Regions from separate parts of the Homo sapiens genome. Here region 1 is linked to region 2. A link is an interaction called in ENCODE POLR2A ChIA-PET data of the cell type or tissue named here. Cell type or tissue: MCF 10A. All regions are shown on one strand.

Region 1 (8,000 bases), 84 kb after region 2:
AATTGTAAGGTCTCATTGAATTTGCTGCAGTGAGCTTCAAAGTCACATCTGTAATTATGAGGGGAAAACTGAAGCGTAAAGTTCTATAACAAATAGATCTAGTTTTCTGCTTTGCCACTGGGAAACTAAGCAGATTGCACATTTTGTTTCATAAGGAAAATCCCCCAGAGTCCTAATGCAAAACCTATGTCATATACATGACTCCACTTTGAAACAATGGAATCTCATGGTGCAGCCAACCTTTGCAAAACAAGTCAAGGAATTTTCCATGATGCCAAGGACTCTAGTTGGAGTTTGTAGTATATCAGGCCCCATTTTCCCCTGTTATTCAGCTCAAAACGTAAACAAAAAAGAAGGGGTGGAGAGGAAGAGAGGAAGGAGGAAGAGAGGGAGGGAGAAAGTAAAGAAAAACTTTACCCCTAGAGATCAAAGGTTAAAACTTAGCTCTTCCCTGGAATTGTCTGATCTTGATTCAAGGGCATAGGAAGTGTATGGCTGCTCTCATTTTATACCAGAAAACAGCAGAGTCCCTGATTCTTTGCTCTAAAACCACTATAAAAGGAAACTGGATCTAAAATCCTGTTTCACCCTGAATTGAGAATCCATCTGTGCACTCTGAGCGCTCTTCCTCACCCCACCCTTCACCGAACAGAAAAAGGAGGCGGGCAGTCCAGTGCTTTGCACATCCCTACCACAGGACCACACTACTGCTAAGGTGTTTAAAAACCAGGATCCTCATTTTTGCTCATTCTCAAATGGCTGCTTCTTCAGACATGACCCAGCCCGTTGCAACCAAAATACTACTGAGTTTTATCAGATCCACTCTGAAGTCTGCCCGCTCTTCCCTACTCTCCTCTCCAACCATTATACTCACTCCACCTAGCACTGTCTCACCAAAAAGAAGCTCTTTCTTGCCTCTGTGCCTTTGCACACACATTGTCCCCTCTCTGATCACACTTATTTGTTTCACCATGTCTGTGTCCCCCACTTACATGTTTCACAATCATACCCCAGCTGGTCTAGCATCACAACATGAGAAAGGATCACAAGTAGAATATTTTTTAAATTCTTAGCTGGGCAAGGTGGCTAACATCTGTAATCCTAGCGCTGTGGGAGGTTGAGGTGGGAGGATCACTTGAGCCCAGGAGTTTGAGATCAGCCTGGGCAAATAGTAAGACCCCCAAATCTACAAAACATTTAAAAACTGAGCTGGATGTGGTAGCACATGCCTGTAGTCGCAGCTACTAAGAAGGCTGAGGCAGGAGGATTACTTAAGTCCTGAATTTTGAGGCTGCAGTGAGCTAAAATGGTGCCACTGCACTCCTGTCCAGGTGACAGAGTAAAGACCTCATCTCTAAGAAAATAAAAAGTCAAATATAAAATAACTGGCTGGGTGTGGTGGCTAATGCTGATAATCCCAGCACTTTGGGAGCCTGAGGCAGGAGGATCACTTGAGCCTGGGAAGTCGAGGCTGCAGTGAGTCGTGTTCATACTACTGCACTCCAGCCTGGGTGACAGAGTGAAACCCTATCTCAAACAAACAAACAAACAAAAATTATCCCCAATTTAGGTCCTTTGGTGGGTTGAGTGTCTTAATGGCTCCAGCACATCCATCACTTTTGCCATGTACCTTGGCAGTGCCCTCTCAATCTGAGGGGCATTCTGCCCCAACTCACCTGACTGTGGCTTTAGCCTAGTGACTGATTTTGTCTCATGGGATGTTGGCAAACATAATTCAGGCAGAGGTTTCTGAAAGTGCTTGCACATTTCCACTTAGATTCATGTGTCTCCACCACTGCTAAGAGAGCATGCTCAGGCTGACCTGCTTGGCTACTCACACGGCAGAGCCAACGTGCCGCAGCCATCCCAGCCAAGGCTACTGTGGACCAGCCAATGGCAAACAATCCCCATACATGTGAATGAGCCCTGGCACCACCAGCAGAGCTGCCTAGCCAACTCACAGCCGACTGCAGATGAGTGCAGCGCAGAGCAGCCGAGCCCAACCCAGAGCAGATTCATGAGCTAAATCAAGGTTCAGCCAACTATGGCCATGGGCCAAGTCTGACCCACCATCTGTTTTTGTATGACTTGTGAAAAAAACTCACAGACCATTCAACTTCGTGGTTGAAAAAAATCAAAGTATAATATTTCTTAACATATAAAAATTCCATGAAATTCCAATTTTAGTGTCCATAAATAAAGTTTTATTGGAACACAGTCATGCTCCTCCATTTGCATAGCATCTAAGGCTACTGTTGTGCTACAAGTTCAGAGTTCAGAGACTGTATGGCCTGAAACACCTAAAATATTTACTATTTGGCCCTTTAAAAAAAAAAAAAGATTGTCAATCCCTGAGCTAAATAAATGTTTATTGCTGTGTGCCACTGAAAGTCACCAGTGATTTGTTTTGCAGCATCACTGTAGCAAAAGTTTACTGACACATCTTCTCATCTGAACAGCCATTTCTTTACCTATTTCCCCCACAGAAAGTACTGGTGGAGCAGAAGAAGCCCAACGTCAGAACAAAGCCAGCTTCCCCCTCCTCCTTCCCACCGTGGGCACAGACCCCATGTCCTGGATTGATGGCTGGGATGATGGGCTGTAACAATGAATGCCAGCATATCAAAAAATGTCAGATTCTTCAGTGGGTTCCTGTCTAGGGAGCAGACAACACCAACCACTCTGCCACAGTGACCAGTGAGGATCCAGAAGTCCCCTCATCCTGCCGACAGTGCCACAAAGCTTATGAACAAGGGTTTCCATCTATCACCAGCTGCACACTGAGAGGTCAAACTGCATAGGAGTAGAGGCATGAAGAGGAAACCTGAAAGATGAAAAGAAACTTTTAGCTCAACCTAGATAATTACATTGGAACTAAGTTTACAAGATTGGGCTAAAATTGAATTCCCACTCTGGGGTCCAGTGGTGGAAATTTGAGAGAAATATTCCACCAGTTAATAAAAAAAGTTGTTACATTTTTTATTATCTCTGAGTGTATTGTGAGTGAATTTTGCAAATCTGATATGAATTTTTGTAAAATGAATACACAGATGAATAAATGAATGAATGAATGCGAAACTCCTCATCATCCTGCCATGTACTCTTCCCACCACCCGCTGGCATTTCTAGCCAGTGAAGGCATCAATCCAGAAACAACTCATTCCTCATCTTGAAATGCCTTCCAACTTCTAGGAGCAAGCAGCAACTTCTAGGTCTAGCTCCCTCCTTCAGAAATGCCTAAACATTCGCCTACATTCCCTGGTCCCTTGGCTCAGGAATTTTGTAGGTGGTCTCAAAGCCTTGGATAAATTTACATGAAACAGGCTGGCATCCTCTATGTTAGAGGAGTTTGGATCTTTCAGTAGACTCTAGCCTTAAACCTGTACCAAAAATCTTTTGAGATTATAATGAGGCAATGTTTTCCCCAAGAGGAGAAAAGGTCAGATTCCCACATCTGGAGTTTGACCTTTGTGCATGTTGTCATTTCACCCACCACAGGAAACCTTTCTAGGCTGGGCTAAAATGTGTAACTTCTCAACAGTGTGGCTGGTAGCAATCCCACCCAGCTGTGTGGAATGGGAAGTGAAAGGGCAATTAATATTCTGTTAAAACTTCAGGGGGCTGCACTGAAGCTGGCCAGATAGCAAGGCTGACTCATCACGTTAAAACCCAATGCAGTATTGTCTGCTCACTTCTGCTGACTCACTTGTCAGCCCTAAGCTATGTGTACCCAGGCAGAGCTGCCAGGTCTCACATCCGCCTTTCCAGAGTGTTACCCTTCTGCACCAGCCATGACCATTCACTCTCTGGAGAAGCATTTATGATCAGCCATGGATGATTTTAAATGTGTGAAGAACTGTTTCATGGAGGGAGATTATCAGCCTCTTTCTTACATTGTTTTACATGAAAACAACATGAACAGCAACACAACTGACACTGGAGAAGAACCATAGTTCTTCCAAGCTGGAATGGAGCCTTAGAGATCAAGCTAGATCTTATGAGATCTAGTGGGAAGGAGGCTAGCACGTTGAATAAGAGCTTTGAGTCAGGCGACCTGAATTTATGTAGCCTTGGACACAGGTAGTCGAATTATAAGTAGTAGGCTAATACAGCTGTTAAGCAACTTTAAGCAAATTGCTCAGACTCTCTGAGCTTTGGTTTCCTTATCTGTAAAATTAGAAATAATTATAGCACCCACCTCATGGGGCTATTGTGAAGAAAGGATGAAAAGAGATCAAGTATAAAAGGAATCGAGTGCTGGGCACAAAGTGCTCCATATATTGTAGCTATTAGTAAGGCTGATGAGGCAATTCATGGAAACCTCTTTCCTGGAAACAGGATAGAACCTACATGTGTTTGGCATTAGATTAGTAAAGGGTAAAAGAATATCACTGCAAGCTGGGTATTGATGGGGGTGGGGAGGACAGAGAAGGAGGAAGAATTGCCCAGGGAATGCTGGACCTTCAGTATTTTGAAGGGCCCTGCTTTGGGGCCCAGGTGGGGAAGTATCCACCTTTCCATCCTGGTTTTAGGTCTGCTGAAGATAGTTATTCTTTTTTTTTTTTTTTTTTAAAAAGACCCTTCTGATTATAAGTCTTTGTTTGAAGACATTGCTCAGATTTCCCTTTAAGGGCCTCATTTAAATGTACACACAAGGCAGCACAGTCCAGTTTTTTAAAAAAAGCCTGGCTAGTAATGACATACAGAAACTGATACTTACATGATACTGTTAAGTGCACTCTTTTTAAACCACTAATTCTTATTTCACAGAAAGTGGTCCTTATGTCAACGTCCTTAAGAGGTCCAACAGCTTGTATAACCAGCAGACCTCATGGTTAGTTAGCAGCTTTCAGGACTTGAATTCCCAGTGATAAACAAAAGAATTCCGAAGGCCACAATCCATAAACTCTCCATAAAAACATATGGAACTACTTAAAAAGGTTGGCTCAGGGCTGTTGTTTTGAAAACAAGCATCCTCAGCCAGAATCTCTACTGAGTGCTATTTACTGAATGGTTGAAGAAGGGCAAGACCCCATGGATGCTGTAGCGCTGCGTTTCAGCAATCGCCAACATTTTGCAGATATTGCTCTAAGCCTCCTGATATCCTGGGAAGGATGCAAGAAGTCCGTACCTTTGCATCCATTCCACTCAAGGCATTGGGGCTACTCATGGAGGAGCCTGCACACCTTAAATATCCTTCTACACATGTGATTCCAAGATCTTAGGCCTCCAAAACTCTCGTTTACTATTCTCGGAGCTTTCTGATTACAATTCCCCCAGCAAGATTCAACTGACTGCTCCATCCTTTGCACCTCAACAATAATCCATCAAAATTTCACTTATAGAATAGATGATTCCAAGCCAGTCTCCTATTAGTGAACTGTGTTCTTTGAAAGCAGCAACTTTTATCTGCTTCTCCATATCTCTAGGATTTGGCTTAGTAGGTGCTGGACAATTCTTTTATTCTTGTATTAATAAAATCTAATTAATTACAATTATAAGTTAATGAGTAAATTGATTAGGCCCTGACCTTTTGAATCAGTCTAGAGCCAAGACTAGAACTCAAAGTTCTGATACTTACTCTGACTTCACAAGGACTTCACTCGTACTTCACAAAGATTTCCAGTGAACCCAATCATCGCTCTTGCTGTCAGATGTCAGATTAATGTGGCCACCAACATGTAGATATAGGATAGGTTTTGGATCCATTGGCCATCATACTCCTAAACGTGAACATAGTCAACTTACCTGGTTTTTCTATGCTGTTTAAGGATCAAGAGAGAATCTTCTAGAACTTTGTCTTGGTTCCAGAACAACACAGATTGTCTCTCTTTTTCTAAAACTAATAATGAGGCTTTTTTTCTCAGTATTAAAATGTTACTCAAGACTTTCTGTTTTAATAAAATGGGAGAGTAAGATAAATCTCACTATTAAAAAGCTAGAAATACTGGATAAAATATAAAATTTGAAATGTTTTATATTCATGCTTAAGCTCTCAAGAAAGAAAAAGAAATACCCAGGCATCAGAAACCAAGAGATAATTGAAAACAGAACAAAGTTTTAAGGTGTCAGTTCATGACGTAGCTGTGCTATGGAGGTGGAAGGGTGACTATTATTATTATTTATTAATTTTTTTGAGATGGAGTCTCGCTCTGTCACCCAGGCTGGAGTGCAGTGGGGTGATCTCGGCTCATTGCAATCTCCACCTGCTGGGTTCAAGCAATTCTCTTGCCTCAGCCTCCCAAGTAGCTGGGATTACAGGCGCATGCCACCATGCTCAGCTAATTTTATTTATTTACTTTTTTTTTTTTTTTGTATTTTTAGTAGAGACAGGATTTCACCATGTTGGCCAAGCTGGTCTCAAACTCCTGACCTCATGATCCGCCTACCTCAGCCTCCCAAAGTGCTGGGATTACAGGCATGAGCCACTGCACCCGACCAGTGATTACTGATTCTGTTCACCCAAGGGCTTGTGATTTCACGCTCATGTGGAAACATGAGGTAAGCACTGGGCCCAAGTGGACAGGAAATTGGAATTGAGAACCTTGCATAGAAGCTAGGTTCTACATGAAAAGGTAGTCTACATATTCTACATGAAAAGGTAGTCTAAGTAAAAACCCACCCATTCACATAGGTATATGTCAAGGAAATTGAAAACTTAAATGAGTAGGTTAAATAGCAGATTTGATATAGCAAGATAATTTATAAACTGGAAAACAGATTTTAGACATTACTCAATAGGCACAGAGATATAAAGATCTGGAAAATATGGAAGATTAAGGGACATGGAAGACGGAAAAGGAGAACCAACAGATTTAATTCCAAGAATGCGAAATAGAGGAAAATAAGACAGGCAATACTTGAAGAGATAATGGTTGAAATGTTTTCATCAATGATTAAAACACTTGAATCCTGAAGTTCAAAAACTGTAATGAATTCCAGGAAGGATAAATAAAGCTTAAATGTAACAAATCCAAAGCAAGCCACAATATAATGCAACTGCAGAACTTCAAAGACACACATCTCAAAATATTATAAAAATACTATAAAAGCAAAATCATCAACCTAGAATTCTATACCCAGCTGTATTTAGTTTTCTAGGGCTGCCATAACAAAATACCTCAAATTAGGTGGCTTAAACAACAGAAGCTTATTTTTCACAGTTACGGAGCCCAGAAGTCAAAGATCAAAGTGTTAGTAGGTTTGGTTTCTCCCTGACTTGAAGAGCACCCTCTTCTTGCAGTGTCTTCCTGGGGCCTTTTCTCTGTGCAAATGCATCCCGGGTGTCTCTTCTTATAAGGACAGTGATATTGGGTTAGGCCCCATCTTTATGACCTTAGTTAACCTTAATTACCTCTTTAAAGGCCCTGCCTCCAAATACAGTCACATTTGCCCTTACAGCTTCAACATACAAATTCTGGAGGAACACAATTCAGTCCATTGCATCAGCTAAGTCTCATTCAAAAGTGAAAGTAAAATAAATACATTCCCCAAATAAAAGACCAAGAAAGTTTACTGCTCATTGATAGTGATGAAATCAGCCCCTCCATAATTGGCCAAACTCTATGCTATCATTTTTAAAAATTAAGATTGAACAGACAAAAATGTTTTAATGTTCTACTCCCTTAAACAACTATCACAACCTCTTCAGAGACTTTCAACGTCATATTCCCCTACTTCTTCAAAGAATCTCCTCCTCCTTTTAAGATGTACATTTGAATCTCTTTTTGTGTGTTTATTTCAATGCTTTTCAGTACTCTTATTTTGAAAATGTACATTTGACTCTCCTTTGAAGTTTGTTGGCTTATGAGTACTGGACCACCTCAATTTCTTTGTGGATCCCAAGGCAACTCCTAGAAGAGGTAGATGTGTGAGTACAGGGAGGGAGGAACCTTATATTCATACAGAAAAGAGAATTTATGGAATTAATTAAATCATAAAATTAATGTTGACCTGAGCTGTGGTAGGTAGTCCTGGACTCTACCTGTTCATCTTTTTCA
Region 2 (8,000 bases):
ATTATTGCCATTAAAACCTCCAAGGTTTTTGGTTTTCACTCTACTACCTATAGGTGTGTGGAGTAGTGCAAAAATCTAATCCATGTCTATTCTGCAACAGAACAGCCTATCAGATCATTTCCCAGTTAGAAGCACCTGCCTTTCACTGATTCAAGTCATACTTTAGCCCTGGGGCATTCTCTTATGGCATGTTTCTTTTATGATGCTGGTTTATGTCAGTTTGGTTTTTGCATGTAAATGCCGTCATTCTTAGAACTTCCTCCCCCACCTTACCTAGTTATGATAAGCACAACATCAGTGAATCATGAGAACGTAATCCTGAAAACTTCCCCATTTTAGGAACTGCCTTAGTTTTGCAAAGTATTTTATAGAAATACTATGTTCATATTTTAATAGAAATATAATCTAGACAAAACCAAAAAGCAAACTTCTTTCTAGGTAAACTTCCCTATGAGGACTCTGCTGTTACATTTTCCTCCTCTGTAGTTAAGTTTCCTATATCTTTGAGCTTTAGTTCTAGAGCTTCAGATTTTGTAAGGCATTTTAAAGGAATCATAGGAAACCTACTCTAGGACCAGGTTTACTTAGATTGTCCTGATTCTGAACTTCTGAATCCTATGTGCACCTCCTTCTTAATTATGTAAACCTGTGACCCTCTGGTCTCTTCCTCAAGTTCCTTTCTGCGCCTAGCCCTCTACAAACAAGTCTTTTTTTTCCCTATTTCCCAGAAGAAAAGCACTCTAGTTTTGAAGACTTGTACTTTGCTGATCACCTTCTTTACCTATTCATCCTCCAAGACACATAGTGGTAATTTGATTAGTAGCAACCTGCCCAGATAGCAAAATGCATGTCCACTTTAATTTCTGTACAGTCAGCTTAAATGGTATGCCTCAGGGAGAGCTCTAAGCTACACTTGACTTTAGATTCCCTTGTTAATTCAACAATTAAGACTAATCTGTTACATATTACAACTTATAAAATAGTATTTCCAGCTTTTTTTTTTCAGACAGGGTCTTGTTCTGTTGCCCAGGCTGGAATGCAGTGGTACAATCATAGCTCACCTCTGCCTTGAAGTCCTGGGCTCAAGCAGTCTTCCTGCCTCTGCTTCCTGAGTAGTTGGGACTACAGGTGTGCACTGCCATGTTGCCTGGTCTGGCCTCAAACTCCTGGGCTGAAGCCATCCTCCTGCCTGGTCTCCTAAAGTGTTGGGATTACAAATGTGAGCCACCATGCTCAGGCTATTTCTAAGACTATTATGGCATAATGGGTACTCAATAAATATTTGTTGAAAGAACGAATGAATCAACTTATAGTCTTAGACGGAAAAGACAAAGGATCAGATCTCTTTTTGCTAACCCCAGCACTGGATTGGTGAATGCTGCCTTCTATTTGAAAGTGTGTAAAATTCTTCTTCCAGATATAAACTAAAATCAAAGACTACCTCTGCATGCCATCCCATGAAGCAGTCTGCTGTTGCGATATCAGGTGTGGCTTCCACCACCACTGCCACTATCATCCTACATATTTTTTTTTTTTTTAGACTCTGTCACCCAGAATGGAGTGCAGCGGTGTGATTTTGGCTCACTGCAGCCTCCGCCTCCTGGGTTCAAACAACTATCCTGCCTCAGCTTCCCAAGTAGCTGGGACTATGCCACCATGCCCATGCCACCACACCTGGCTAATTTTTGTATTCTTAGTATTGATGGGGTTTTACCATGTTGGTCAGGCTGGTCTCAAACTCCTGCCTCAAGTGATCTGCCCACCTTGGCCTCCCAAAGTGCTGGGATTACAGGCGTGAGCCATCATGCCCGGCCTTCATCCTACATTTCTCTATTCTTCTTCTGTCTCCTCTTATCAAAATCTGAACTGATCCAGAAATCTTCCAGCCCTTGGTGTGTGTGTGCACATACATACACACACACACACACACATACATATATAGATATGTATGTATTTTCTTGATCTTAGTCCTAATGAAAAACATGTGGAGCATAGCAAGTAATTCCTTCTTATCCTATGAATAGCAATTCAAGGGATGGTTTCCAAGGAATTATTAAAACACACACAAGAATTTACATTATACTCCAGTGGGTAGTAACAAATTGAAAAGTTATCAATGCTTTATAATGTGGGGAAAACTCTGAGTATATAACAATCTTGGGCAGTGAAAAAGAAATAACCCAGATTCCACAGTTTGAACTGCTGACCTTTTTCTGTAGCTGATCAACATTTTTCACCTCACTTAGTTTACTAATTTACTATTTTCTTACGCTAAATTTTGCATCCTTTTGGTATAAAGTGCCAGCATACCCAGAAAATATTTTTGCATTTCACATGCTAGTTAAAATACACCCTCACATAGTTTGTGTCTTTGAAAATAATTTAGTACCCTATGATTAATACACCAGACTCATATAAATATAAATAGACATAAATACACATATATATATGTTTCGTCTTAGTTTCCATCTGAGTTTAACTGAGAAAATCCCCATATAACAAACATATGTACAAGTCCCAGCCAATGATCCATTCTAGACAATGTTAAATAAACCAAATCTGGTTTGGCCAAAGAACTTAGATAGTCCCTTGGAGTTTTCTGCTACATCAGGTGTAACTGAATGTAAAATTTTCTATCTGGAATTTCAGGGGCAATTAAAACTCTTAATAATTCTTTTTCCCTTTGGCTGTACCTTTATTGGTTGGCAATGAATTGGTTGGCTTCTGACCAACATAGGAAAAAAACATACTTTTTTCTCAGAAAACTTGTGATGACAGCTGTCATTTTCCAGCTCTCAGATGCCAATGGGAATTGACCCCAATAGTCATAAGCAATAAATTTCTGTACAGAGAAAATCCTATTAATGGAGGAGCATTTTCCATTAGGAAATTCCTTCTAATAAGAAATAACTAAAAACTACTTACTGTTCTCTTTACAGTGCCCTGTCCCATGACAGGCCCTCATTCCAGGCCCCACCACAGTGATATCTCTATTGTACCACCAGCTCCCCAAAGTGGTGACAGGAGCCCTGGGCCTGAGCTGCAGCAGTGACTCAGCACGCCCCAAATGTCTCCAAGTTTCCAAGGCCACCCCACAGTTGTATAGTAGCTCCAGTCAGGCTCCTGGGGAGGTCTGTCTGACCTCATTACCATGGAGCAAGACAGGATTTTGTAGAACATGCTTTTTTCAGTCTCTTTAAAGAGCACAAGCCAGGACACACAAAGACTAGAAGCTGGTTTCTAGGAAATTTAACCTCTCAAAATATGGGCATCATTGAATGTCCCTGATACAGTCATTCTTCAGCTGCCACTGTCTGAAAACAACATACACAAAAGATGAAAGACAACTTTGAATGACAAGCCCCCGACTCAGGACTAATGATAAGATTATTAAAGTCACACATCAGCCTACCAGAAGCAAAAATTTTCTTCCCTGAAAGAGTTGAGAAGTGTCACTGTCCAGTGAGGCATTTATTTTCAAACTAAATCCAGTTAAGAAGCTGGGCTGCTGGCCATAACTCCTACAGAAACTAACGTATACTTCTGTGCCTCTGACAGCCCGGCCCAGTGATGAGTACACAGTTGTAATTGAATTGCATTTGATGTTGTTTGCACTAACACAGCACCAGACTTCAGGACAAACCACAGCTCTGCAGAGCAGAGTTCTGGCCCACTCTCCCCCCACCTCACCCCCCGTGGCTTGGGTCTGCCCTTGTTGTCCTGACCTGCCGGAGGTTTCATCAGCATTACCTCTGACTCATACTTCGCATTCAAGAGCAAGATGAATTCGCTAGCAATGAGTACCTGGAAGAGGGCCAGACTATTGGTACTAAAGCAGTGCTGGCCCCAACACAGCTCGCTGGGCCAGACGTTGATGGGAAATGGCTGACAGCAGGATAAACAAGCAGCTCCCTTTTTGGTGAGCTTCAGGGGAATCAGGTGGACAGAATCAAGGCTTCAGGTATGCTCTTCAGAGGCTCTGTGGAGTGGTGGGAGGCTGTAAAACAGCACTGGAGATGGTTGTGGTTCTCCCCCAGCAAAAGCACCGGCAGGAAGAAAGGCAGATTGGCAAACAGTGTGGGCCCACAGTGCGAGCCAGGGGAGAAGCCATCAGGTGACACATCAAGCCGTGAGAGGCAGCTGGTCAGGGACCCCTCAGTTCCCCACCGTCCTGCAGAGACATGGGGGGCAGTGTCCGTGCCTCCCTCCCTCACCACCTGAGCTGCTCCACAAGAAATTCTGAGCGCCACTGGGCAAGTAGAGGGAACCAAATGCCTCAAGATGGAGAAGAGTGCAAGGTCTAACTAGCAGTACTGTGGAAGAGCAACACAGACAAGAGGTGTAGAATTAGCTGGGCAGGGTGTATGGGTTCCTTCCGGTGCCTGCATACCTGAGAAGAAGTCATTCGTTGAGCTTAGTTTAGGTTTTAAGGCAGTTTTGGTGTTTGAGGCTTATTTAGCACACATAAGTCCAAGGTAGCATCAGACAGAATTATAAACTTCATGTGACTTTTCAAAACAACCCAGTGAGCCCATTGTTAGCAAATAGCAGTCAGCCGAGATAAGCGGCCATTCTAGGAGCAAAGGCACTTGTGCCAGGAAAACAAGAACAAGCACGAGCAAGAAGCAGGGCAATGCAATCCACAAACACAATTCATGCTTTACAGCTGTGAGACAATGCTTCTTTTGCTTGGACCTCAGGCTCTGCAAACTGCAGCACAGAGGAGGGTAAGTGTGCAGTGGCCCCTAGAGAAGAGTGGTCAGTAATGAAATTGCACCCCACTTTACTTGCCCCTTTGTGTTCCTGGGTCACTGCCAGGCTGTCCCAATCCTGCAACATGTGGAAAGCCAGTGTGTTCAGATGGAATAGTAGGGGATGCAACCTAAAGAGATTACTAGTAAGATTTTCCAGAAAAAGAAAAATAACTATTTTTTAAGCATGAGCAGGGGTGGGGAGGGGTGGGGGGAAGAAAGTTTCTTTGTTTCTCATTGGAAAGCTTTGCAAGCTATTGACTTATTGAGGAAAATCAGGACAATTGGGTACACAGCTTTGACTTCTGGTGATTTCTGACACTTTCCTCGAAAGCCTATCACTCCACACTGAGGGCCCCAGGATTGACTGTTTTACAGAAGCTCTTATGTATTGAGGTCCTGTATGAACTGGACCCATGTAAGATGGGGAGTGGTGACAAACGTTGGCTCAACCTCAATTGTGAGATTATGGTTCAAGGTTATTTTCTTAGAGATAGTGAGTCTTCAGAAAACCTTTGAGTAAAGGCAAATGAAAGGCTTGTGTCTAAAAACAGGCTTCCAAAAGTGGAAATAGGACACAGGAAGTGGAGAGTCGGAAAACAAAACAAAACAGATGAGCTGGAATGAGAAGAGTAGAGAGAGAAGTAGAAAGACAGGGAGAGACTCTGTAAGGAAAGCTGTGAAGGAAAAGGATTGCAGCCTCTTGGCTTTATTTTCAGTTAGTGCCTCATACAATTCACGAGGTGAGGCTCCCACACATTCTGGCCTGTTCTCCCCAATTATGGGGGTGGGGAGGTAAATGAACTACACCCAGACTTCTTGCAGCTGTCACCTCAATATCAGGTATCTGCGAGGTGGGGAGAGAGGTGGGAGGATTGGTAAGGGGCTGTATAATTACTGGGAACTCCAGCCAATGTAACACATGGTTATGTGGGCCTATGTAGTTAGGTTTCACTATCCCTATTGACTGTGCCAGACCCTGAACTAAATACTGGAGTGTCGAGATCAAGAAGGCATGATTCCCGCCCTTAGGAGTGCACCATCAAAGGAGGTGAGGAGTGCATCTCCTCACAGGAGGAGACAGATGAGTAAACTGAACATTTTGATTCAGTACGTTTTGGGATACAGGTAGGAACCAGAGCTGCAGGGCCAGGGGAAGGGGGCACCTCCCCCAAAGGCAAAGGTCCTATCCTCGGTCCCACAGAACAGCTTACAAGACTCCTCCTCAGGTGCAGCTGGTTCGGAGGGTACGGTCGTCTCCAGCTGTCTCCTACATCGTCTCTATTTTCTCACTGGCTCCTTCTAGTCTAGGTCTCTCCAATCCTATACACATCGTTTCCAGCTCTGTTATGCCTTCAGGCTACTGGCTGAGACTTTTTCTTTTACTGCTAAAGCATAGCATACATTTTCCTGCATTTCCTCCCTACCCTCTCATTTTTCACCCACGCCTTGATGTCAAGTTCCTCTCTGTACCACTTTATCATAATCTCCCTCTTGAAGAAGAACCACCAGTGATTTCCTCATCACTAAATCCAATGATCCTCATTGATGTTATTATACAGGGAGCTGACTGGCAACTACCACACTACAAGCTAAAACTCTCCCCTCTTTCACTTTCCCAGGCCTGTCTGCCCTTGTTCTTCCTGCAGTTCTCCTGTGCTTCCTTCATTAGCACCAATTCCCTTTCCCATCTCATAAGTGGGAGCGTCCCCCAGTGAACAGCCGCAGGGAGCGCACCTGCATCCAGAGTTCCAGCCCTTCTCCATGCTGATGACACCCAAGTCTTTATCTCTAGGTCTGATCCTTTACCTTATTTCGAGTCCAGAATTTCTAATCACGTACTGGTCAGGTTCACTTTCATGGTCATCTGTGTCTCTCAGGGTTCCTGGCATAGTGCATTGCATAGATATGGATACAATAATATTAAGCTGAATGATGAGTGAACAAATGAACGGATAAAATATCCCAGTCTCCTGCAGAAAATCCCACCTTGTTACCTCTGCCTTTCTTTCCTGACCATGGTTTCCAGCCTGTTATCTTCCAAGAGACAGACAATTTATTATTATCTTCCTAGAGGAGTCTCATCCCCAAAGCCTGGAAATGGGGCTTTGTATTATCGGTCTAAAGATGGGTATTATTGTCTCTCACCCCTCCATTCTCTTTTCAGTGTCTCATTTTCTTTCTTGGTGAAATAGAACAAAAGTGATCAGCCCTTGTGACAAGTCATATTATTCATGGTAACATTGTTTCGTCTTGTAAGTGACTGACATTAGGACTGACATATGAACTGATTTATACCCCAACTTCAACATGCCCTTTCCCACGATCCTTAACCCCAAAGCAACAGTAACAGCTGGACTAACAGCCCTTGCGATATGCCAGGCACTGTGCTGGGCTAAGTGCTTCACATGTGTTATCTTTCCGAATCTTTTCAAAAAGCTTATAAGGCAGAAACCATTTCCAGAGAAGGAAACCGAGGCTTAGGGAAGTTAAAGTAACTGAATCAAGGTAAGTGGTAGAGCCAGGGTTCAGGGAGACATGAAAACATCCCACTCTTAACCCTTCACCACACAGCCTCTTGTGTCTATCGGATTCAGTTACAGGGGGCTTGAGTTGGTTCACGTCTACAAATAATTGAACGTCTGTTACATAGTGAGCATTGTGGGATACAAAGGTTTAAAAAGATCAAGTCCATGATCTCAAGGAGCTTACAGTCTAGAGGAAGAGCACCAACATGAGACTGACGCCTGTGCAGTGAAATGAGACTTTTGGATGAAAGGGTTACATTTACACAAAGCACGCACAGTTCAGTATTACATGTCCCTGCCCTTGAAGAAGATCCCAGCTGCTAGAGTTTTGACTATGCAGTGTTTCAGATTTAGTTTCCCCTCCTCTTTGATCAGGCTCCTCTGTCTTTCTAAAGCTCATACTATACATATAATTTCCATTCAAATTCAAAATCTTTCCAATTATTGTAGTGAATGCAATGTTATTCAAGGATTTTTTTTTCCTGAAAGAGCACCTATCTGACATGCATTTTTAATTTTATGTGCAATATGCAAATGTCATCACTGTAGTTGTTAACCGCAGTGCAGGATTGCAATTAACTATGGAGCTGTGCATTTTAGTTATATGCTAATGCTAATGAGATTTTCATAAAGCAAGTCCAATTACCAGCCCTATTTTTTAACTGCAAGAGCTAGTGCAAAGCAAAGGTGTTGACTTTCTTTAGAATAAATTACCCTTTGT

Evidence for each region. ChIA-PET counts read pairs that join two places held together with the same protein. Peaks named below come from ENCODE experiments on the same cell type or tissue, not always from the same donor. Only the 100,000 strongest peaks of a DNase experiment are listed, where the experiment ranks them.
Region 1: POLR2A ChIA-PET joins it to region 2 with 10 read pairs; 3 of 35 experiments call an interaction of 5 or more read pairs at or near these places.

What each region holds. Positions count from the first base shown.
Region 1 is chr4:128,513,580-128,521,579 of GRCh38, reverse strand. LINC02615 (long intergenic non-protein coding RNA 2615) reads right to left here. Exons shown (of 9, transcript NR_125882.1): 8 at 5,582-5,723; 9 at 2,182-2,824. Among named protein-coding and RNA genes, the nearest start is that of LINC03140, 53 kb to the left of the region's middle. RefSeq lists enhancers at 3,361-3,410, 2,953-3,714, 3,629-3,773, a cis regulatory region at 3,696-3,706 and a silencer at 4,683-4,762. In MCF 10A, no CTCF peak of the experiment used is centred here; DNase peaks (open chromatin) are centred at 3,699 and 4,329.
Region 2 is chr4:128,597,274-128,605,273 of GRCh38, reverse strand. No RefSeq gene overlaps it. Among named protein-coding and RNA genes, the nearest start is that of LINC03140, 31 kb to the right of the region's middle. In MCF 10A, no CTCF peak of the experiment used is centred here; a DNase peak (open chromatin) is centred at 3,763.